Regions from separate parts of the Homo sapiens genome. Here region 1 is linked to region 2. Evidence: chromatin contacts called from ENCODE Hi-C or POLR2A ChIA-PET data. All regions are on one chromosome and are shown on one strand. The core of a region is the stretch at or near the end of the contact, and the rest is flanking DNA. Distances in the headings are between cores, read along the strand shown. Region 1 holds the start of BEX5 (brain expressed X-linked 5). Region 2 holds the start of TRMT2B (tRNA methyltransferase 2B).

Region 1 (3,642 bases), core at 445-2,944, 1.1 Mb after region 2:
TTTTTTTTTTTTTTTTCTTCCTAGAAGATAAAAAGCAAGAAGAGGGAATGAATGCTTGATAGGATTCAGAGCTCTGTTTGGCAAAGGTTTTCCCACCTGAGAAACTTTATGAACCCTGTAGGGGGCGCCCCAGACCCAGCGCTGCCCCAAAGCCCATCATTTTCCCTGAAAATCCCTTCCCCAGGCCACTCCTACCGCCAAAATGCAAGACGACTTAGCGGAGGGGGACGATCATAGAGAGACCAGACTTCACCTCCCTGGGATCCTAATAAGCTCTCCAGGAGCGCCCCAGATCTCGCCCCTCTACTCCCTTCTTCCCTCATCAGATACAGGCTGTCATTTTATGAAGACTCTCCTAAGTTTCTCCTGCACTCAACTCGGGCAGGAAGGGCTGTGAGTCACCCAGATTCTGCTCTGATCCTTGATACCCCTACACCAGAGGGCCCCAGGCAACCTCCTACCTTCAGGGATCAGAGGCAGTCTTTCTCTCTTAGCCTTGAAATCGGCTGCACAAACGCACTTAAAGACCTGCAGACAAATGTGACAATTACCAGGACTGATCTTTTAATCAAAGGACCGGTAATGGGAGTTGATTTAGGGTTCTCCTAGTATTAGCACCTTCTGTTTCTCCTCCATCCTGTCTCACGGCTTCTTTTCCCACCCTGTGACAGGCTATCCCACCTTCCAGAAATAGGCATCAAAGATGATTATTTCCAAAACGTTTTAACCTCTTCTTTAGGCGCCCATCTCTACTGTTTCCTCTTACCTGTCATCTAGTTACCCTTTCTGCAACGCAGGCAACTTGCCTGGCGGGGGAGTTAGAAGAGCTTGCTGAATGAATACGTAGTTTATTCACAAAGAATTTCAATCTAGATATCCATCAGGCCCTCTCTCCACCCGATCCCCACTCCCATGCCCACCATTTTATGCATCAAGATGGACGATGAGTGAAGAGGTATGTGGGCATTGAAAACTAGGACCTGCTGCGGTCTCTGCGCTTTGTCATTCTCACTCCAGGATCTACAGGTAGCGCCCACGCTTACACCGACCGACCTGCTGAGACCAAAAACAGTTTCTCGCTCCTCGCCTCTGTCCCTCAGTCAGAAGCTCGCCCGCTCAACTGCCGCAATAGGGACCTGCTTTCCAGACCTAATCTCTGTCCCCCTCCTCTGCAGCAATTCCTCTCCTCGGCCCCCGCAGCCTATCATTTCCAGCTCTAAATGGGTAGAGGGTGAAGAAAAGATACCTAGAAGGCAGGCCTAAAACCTTGGCAGGGTCCGCCCTCCCCAACCCTTGGTTGCCGGCTGTACCTCCCTCCCGCGGACCTGCAGGAAGCAGGCTGTTTCCTTTCAGTCTCCTCCACCGGCTGGACTCCATCAGACATTGCCCGATGGCCGGCCTCCTAGGAGATCTCAAATGGTACCCATTCTCAATCCAGCCCCCTCGGGAGATCCTCTCCCCAACCGCTCCATTTCTCGCACTAAACGGGTGTGTATCTGGAAAGGGTGTGTATCCAGTCCTAGACCCGCTCTGGTCTTTGCCCTCTGCTGCTCACACACCGGTCAGCGCCACCTACCTGCCAGGGCTCAGGGGTCAGCTTCTACCACTTTCCACCTTTCCTGGGCAGCTGGCTCGCCTGCCTTCAGGGCAACAGCGAGCCGTCACACGGCCAGCGACAACTACCAGACTGCAACTAGGAGGAGGGACTAATCCACGCATTGGCTCTGGGTCTCCTAAGGGTCACGTCACTGTGAGCTCAGATTTCCAATTACCATTCACACCCGCAGTGCGGCAGGAGGGTGGGGGCGGGACTGTGGGCGGGGCCACCTTTCTCTTCATTCGTGCTTTCTCCACCACTACCACAGGCTACTATCCACCCCTCTATTTTTTTATTTAGCGATCCCCACGACCAAACGGGTCATAATATTTTGTATTTGGCTTGCTCTGGTTTCTGCTGGAGCTTTTAAAAAATCGCTTCTTCCTCTTCTATACACCTAAACGCACACTTCTCTCCCCTTCACGTCCAGCAAGTAAAGCCCTAACAGTCTTGTAGGGCTTGGTCCCAGATTGGAACCCGGAGAAGGGGTGGGGAGCGAGAGGCTAGGAAGTCTGGAAAATAGGCAGGAAGTGGTATTCAAATTTTTTTTTCACTTCAACTACTTTCCTTTTTGTTTGTTTATTTGGGAAGGGGGTTCCTTTTATTTTTCATCAGCATGCATTCATTTTGTTGTTGTTTTTATAACTAGACAATACAATTATTTTCAGTTGAAAAAACAGGATTCGAGTTGTAAAAACATGGCAATCTGTTTCTCCTGCTGAATCATATTATAAATATAAACCTTCCAGAAAGCATTCCCCTGCCTCCTTTAAGGACTTTGAAATAAGGCCGGGAGCGGTGGCTCGTGCCTGTGATCCTAGCACTTTGGGAGGCCGAGGTGGGTGGATCACGGGGTCAGTAGTTCAAGACCAGCCTGGCCAAGATGGTGAAACCCCGTCTCTACTAAAAATACAAAAAGTAGCTGGGCGTGGTGGCAGGCGCCTGTAATCCCAGCTACTCGGGAGGCTGAGGCAGGAGAATTGCTTGAACCTGGGCGGCAGAGGTTGTAGTGAGCCGAGGTAGCACCATTGCACACCAAGCCTGGGCGATAGAGTGAGACTCTGTCAAGAAAGAAAGAAGGAAAGAAAGAAAGAAGGAAAGAAAGAAAGAAAGAGAAAGAAAGGAAGAAGAAAAGAAAAGAAAAGAGGAAGGAAAGAAGGAAAGAAGTGATTTTCTCGTGAAGGATCTCTACATGTCCTTCCGTGAAATGATGCATTGAGTCTAATAGAGCCTCTCTGGTGGATTTTCATGTCTTGAGAACCTGTGACAAACTGATGATCTCCTCTAAATTGTATTAGTGTAACCACAATTTACAATAACACCTAGCCCTGATGATTCAGGACAATAATTTGGGGAAGCTACCCTGACAGATGAAAATGTATTGTGATGGACACATAGAGGGGAACAACACTGGGGCCTACAGGAGGGTGGAGGATGGGAGGAGGGAGAGGATCAGTTTACCTATATAACAAAGCTGCACATGTATTCCTGAACTTAAAATAAAAGTTTAAAAAGTATTGTGAAATTACAATGTTAAGATAATAGTGTACCAGAATAAATTTAGAACAAATGAACCAGAAAAGAAATTCAATTATCAAACCCAAATATGGAAAAAATGCTAGTAAATGCATTGAAATATTTTGAATCAGTGGGGAAAGGTTAGATTGAAGAAATTGTATCGGGATAATTGACTATTTTCAAAAACAATGAAGTGCCTTATCATTCTCATACACTTAAAAATAGACACTAAATGTTTGCATAAAAGACATTAAACCATTAAAAATAGAACTTAGCATGTTATTTTTTATATAATAGAATGGAAAAGTTGTTTTAAATACAGCACCAGATCCTGACAAGACCAAAAGGCAACTGGCTCAAATCTGCTGGGGACCCTCCAAGTCTCAGAAATGATTTAGAGTGCTCCTCAGAATTATCCTAACTAGTGATGAGAAGTTGGGGTATTTTTCTACAGACTTGGCCCTCTATTGGTGGATGTCACGCTGAGGATGTTAAAATCTCTGGCACTTTTAAGTTGTCCTACACCT
Region 2 (3,141 bases), core at 157-2,656:
CAAGAGTGAAACTCTGTCTCAAAAATAAAAATAAAAAATAAAAAATAAATGCTTGGGGGCCAGGCTCGGTGGCTCTCGCTTGTAATCCCAGCACTTTGGGAGGCCGAGGCAGCCGGATCACAAGGTCAGGAGTTCGAGAGCAGCCTGACCAACAGAGTGAAACCCAGTCTCTACTAAAAATACAAAAATTAGCTGGGCGTGGTGGCAGGCGCCTGTAATCCTAGCTACTCCAGAGGCTGAGGCAGGAGAATCACTTGAACCCGGGAGGCGGAGGTTGCAGTGAGCCGAGATCGCACCACTGCACTCCAGCCTGGGTGACAAAGCTAGACTCCGTCTCAAACAAATAAAAAATAAAAATGCTTGGGAGTTTTTTCCTCAGCAAAAAAAAAAAAAAGCGTGTGAGCAGTCGTGCTCGACTGTTCTATACCTGCCTCAGGAATTGATCAGGAAGAGTCCTGGAGTCCAGAGTAGCCCAAATAGGAAGGCAGGCTAACTCTCCTGTGCTCAGAGAGGTTCAAATCAAAGAGACTATGTGGTAGGTCTCACCTGCGCAGGGCCAAGGATCCCTTTTGGAGCAAAATGTTCACCCACCGACAAGGGTCCTGCTTGCACTCTCTGCTCACCCTTCCTTCAGCTGGACCGGCTCCAGACACTATTCCTTGCTAAACCAAACAAGCAAATGGGTTGACTGCTGTGTCGTGTCCCGAATGCAGCCCACAGGCAGTCAGGTCCTTGTCTCCCCAACAAGACTCCACTAGCCCTTCCATTCCCTTCTTCTTTAGGCAAGTTCTGCCCACTGTGTCTGTAGGAAGGGTTAACAAAGAGGAGACACTAGGAAAGGCTACCACTAAACTTGGCCGGTCTGCAGGGCCCGGGAAGGACAGAAAGTAAGGGAGTGGGAGGAGTTAGGGCACAGGCCCACGCTGGGCCGTACACGACCTTGCGCAGTCACCGTCGGGTCCCGTCTCCAGCCCCGCCTGCCTCCTCCATTCCCCGCCCCGCGGACAGTTTGGCATAGTAGGGAGTTTTCTGTAAAGCAAGGGTTAAATCAGGTTTTCCGGGCTATTTATCCACCTTACCTTCCTTCGTAACCAATAAATCCTCTTACAAACCTGAGGCGGCAAACTAAAAGGCCAGCGGATGGCCTGGTTTGCTGCGGCGGGGAAACAGTCACTTCCTGGTGCGCAAGGCGCCTCTACTCCCGCCGCACGCGCAGCCAACCCTTGGCAAGCGCGGCGGGACACGGGGCTCCTCCCAGCGTCGGCGAGGCAGCAGGCTCCGGCACCTCGACTCCTCTCGGGGAGTACCCCTCCCTACTTTGCTGGGGGAACCTTCTATGGAGACCTTCCTTAAAAGCACTCATAGCCCTGACACCCGCCGCCTTCCTTCTCTAAGTTCTCCTCTCCTCCCCTCCCCGGGGCCCCGCCCACCACCTGCTCTTTCCTCACCGTCCCATTGGTGGATCTACATAAGAGACTCACGAAGACGTTCACACTGCAGTGTTAACTGCGTTAGCCATCCCAGGGGTGCTTGCAGTTTAAGTCTTCCAACTCAAGGAATAGTTTTCTCATGATAGAATTGCAGACATCAGATCCCTAACGGGTTGGAAGATTGGGAGATGAGAAACAGGGTGGTTCCGTGAAATGGCATCCTTTGGTAAAAGCCAGATCTATTCTGGGCCGTGGGGTTTCTCAAGCATTCATTCTCTTTTAACACTGCATCAGAAAAATACTTTATAGTTTCTTCACTGGATCCCACTCAAGACTATTAAATCCTAAACCCTCAGAAATAATCTTTTTCTTCAACTACAGAACTCAAAAAGAGGACAGATGTCTCTTTTTGGTTGATTCACTACCTCCTGGACTACATTCAGTAATACCTCTAATTTTTAGAGGAGTCATTAGCCCAGCCACGAGTAAGAAAACTTGAAGTATACACACATCTGTGTGCTGTAAAATATTGTTGCTTTAATAGAGTAAAATTTACAGCAAAGTGAACCTACCGAGGTGGGTGCAGTGGCTCACGCCTGTAATCCCAGCAGTTTGGGAGGCCGAGGCGGAAGGATCACCTGAGGTCAGGGGTTCGAGACCAGCCTGACCAACATGGTGAAACCCCATCTCTACTAAAAATACAAAAATTAGCTAGGCGTGGTGGCGCACGCCTGTAATCCCAGCTGCTCAGGAGGCTGAGGCAGGAGAGTCACTCGAACCCAGGTGGTGGAGGTTGCAGTGAGCTGAGATCATGCCATTGCATTCCAGCCTGGGCAAAAAGAGTGAAACTCCGTTTCAAAAAAAAAAAATAGTGAACGTACATTTAATGATATTTAATTTTTATGCTTAATAGTAATTGTGCTCAAGTGGAAAACACTTTGTAGTCAACATTTCATGTATTAATATTTATTCAAAGCATAACATGCCTATTATGTGCAAGGCAATGTGTTAGCCTTAGTGAGTACAGTAGTAAATTAAACAAGGCCCAATACTTCAAATAGCAGCAAACATTGAGTCAGTCAGAATAGGATTCAAAGCCCAGATCTGCCACTTATTTTCTATTTTTCTGTTTTTTGAGACAGAGTTTTGCTCTTGTTGCCCAGGCTAGAGTGCAATGGTGTGATCTCGGCTCACCGCAACCTCCGCCTCCCAGGTTCAAGCGATTCTCCTGCCTCAGCCTCCCGAGTAGCTGGGATTACAGGAGTGCACCATCACGCCCAGCTAATTTTTGTATTTTTAGTAGAGATGGAGTTTCACCACGTCGGTCAGGCTGGTCTCGATCTCCTGACCTCAGGTGATCCGCCTGCCTCGGCCTCCCAAAGTGCTGGGATTACAGGCATAAGCCACCACCCCCAGCAGATCTGCCACTGATAAGCTGTGTCCACTGAGCAAGTTATTTAATTACTCAGTGCTTCAGTTTCATCATCTGAAAAAAAATGTCCACAATAATTTTACCTACCTCATACGGTTGTGACAACGATTAAATGAGTTAATACACACAAAGTGCTTAGAATACAGTAAGTACACAAAGTTAGCTATTATCATTCAAAATAAGTTGATATACTGTGTGTTCATACATTCTGAAGAAAATAAAAATATTTTACCCCAAAATAAATGTATTTGCCATATGTTTGAAATGGCTGCCTCAGGA

Evidence for each region. A loop is a pair of places that touch in the nucleus more often than their neighbours do. ChIA-PET counts read pairs that join two places held with the same protein, here RNA polymerase II (POLR2A). Pooled maps may share reads with other maps.
Region 1: a loop to region 2 is called in a map of naive thymus-derived CD4-positive, alpha-beta T cell, with 15 times the contacts of the local background. The contact joins the promoter of BEX5 here to the promoter of TRMT2B in region 2. A Hi-C loop is called at or near these places in 1 of 168 maps with a recorded cell type or tissue (naive thymus-derived CD4-positive, alpha-beta T cell) and 6 of 50 pooled maps. POLR2A ChIA-PET finds 5 or more read pairs at or near these places in 1 of 52 experiments (naive thymus-derived CD4-positive, alpha-beta T cell).

The regions. Positions count from the first base shown.
Region 1 is chrX:102,154,283-102,157,924 of GRCh38, forward strand. It overlaps BEX5 (brain expressed X-linked 5), which reads right to left and starts at 1,695. Exons shown (of 3, transcript NM_001012978.3): 1 at 1,577-1,695; 2 at 462-528; 3 at 1-20. RefSeq lists an enhancer at 1,512-1,651.
Region 2 is chrX:101,050,705-101,053,845 of GRCh38, forward strand. TRMT2B (tRNA methyltransferase 2B) reads right to left here and starts at 1,407. Exons shown (of 14, transcript NM_024917.6): 1 at 1,113-1,407; 2 at 547-1,029.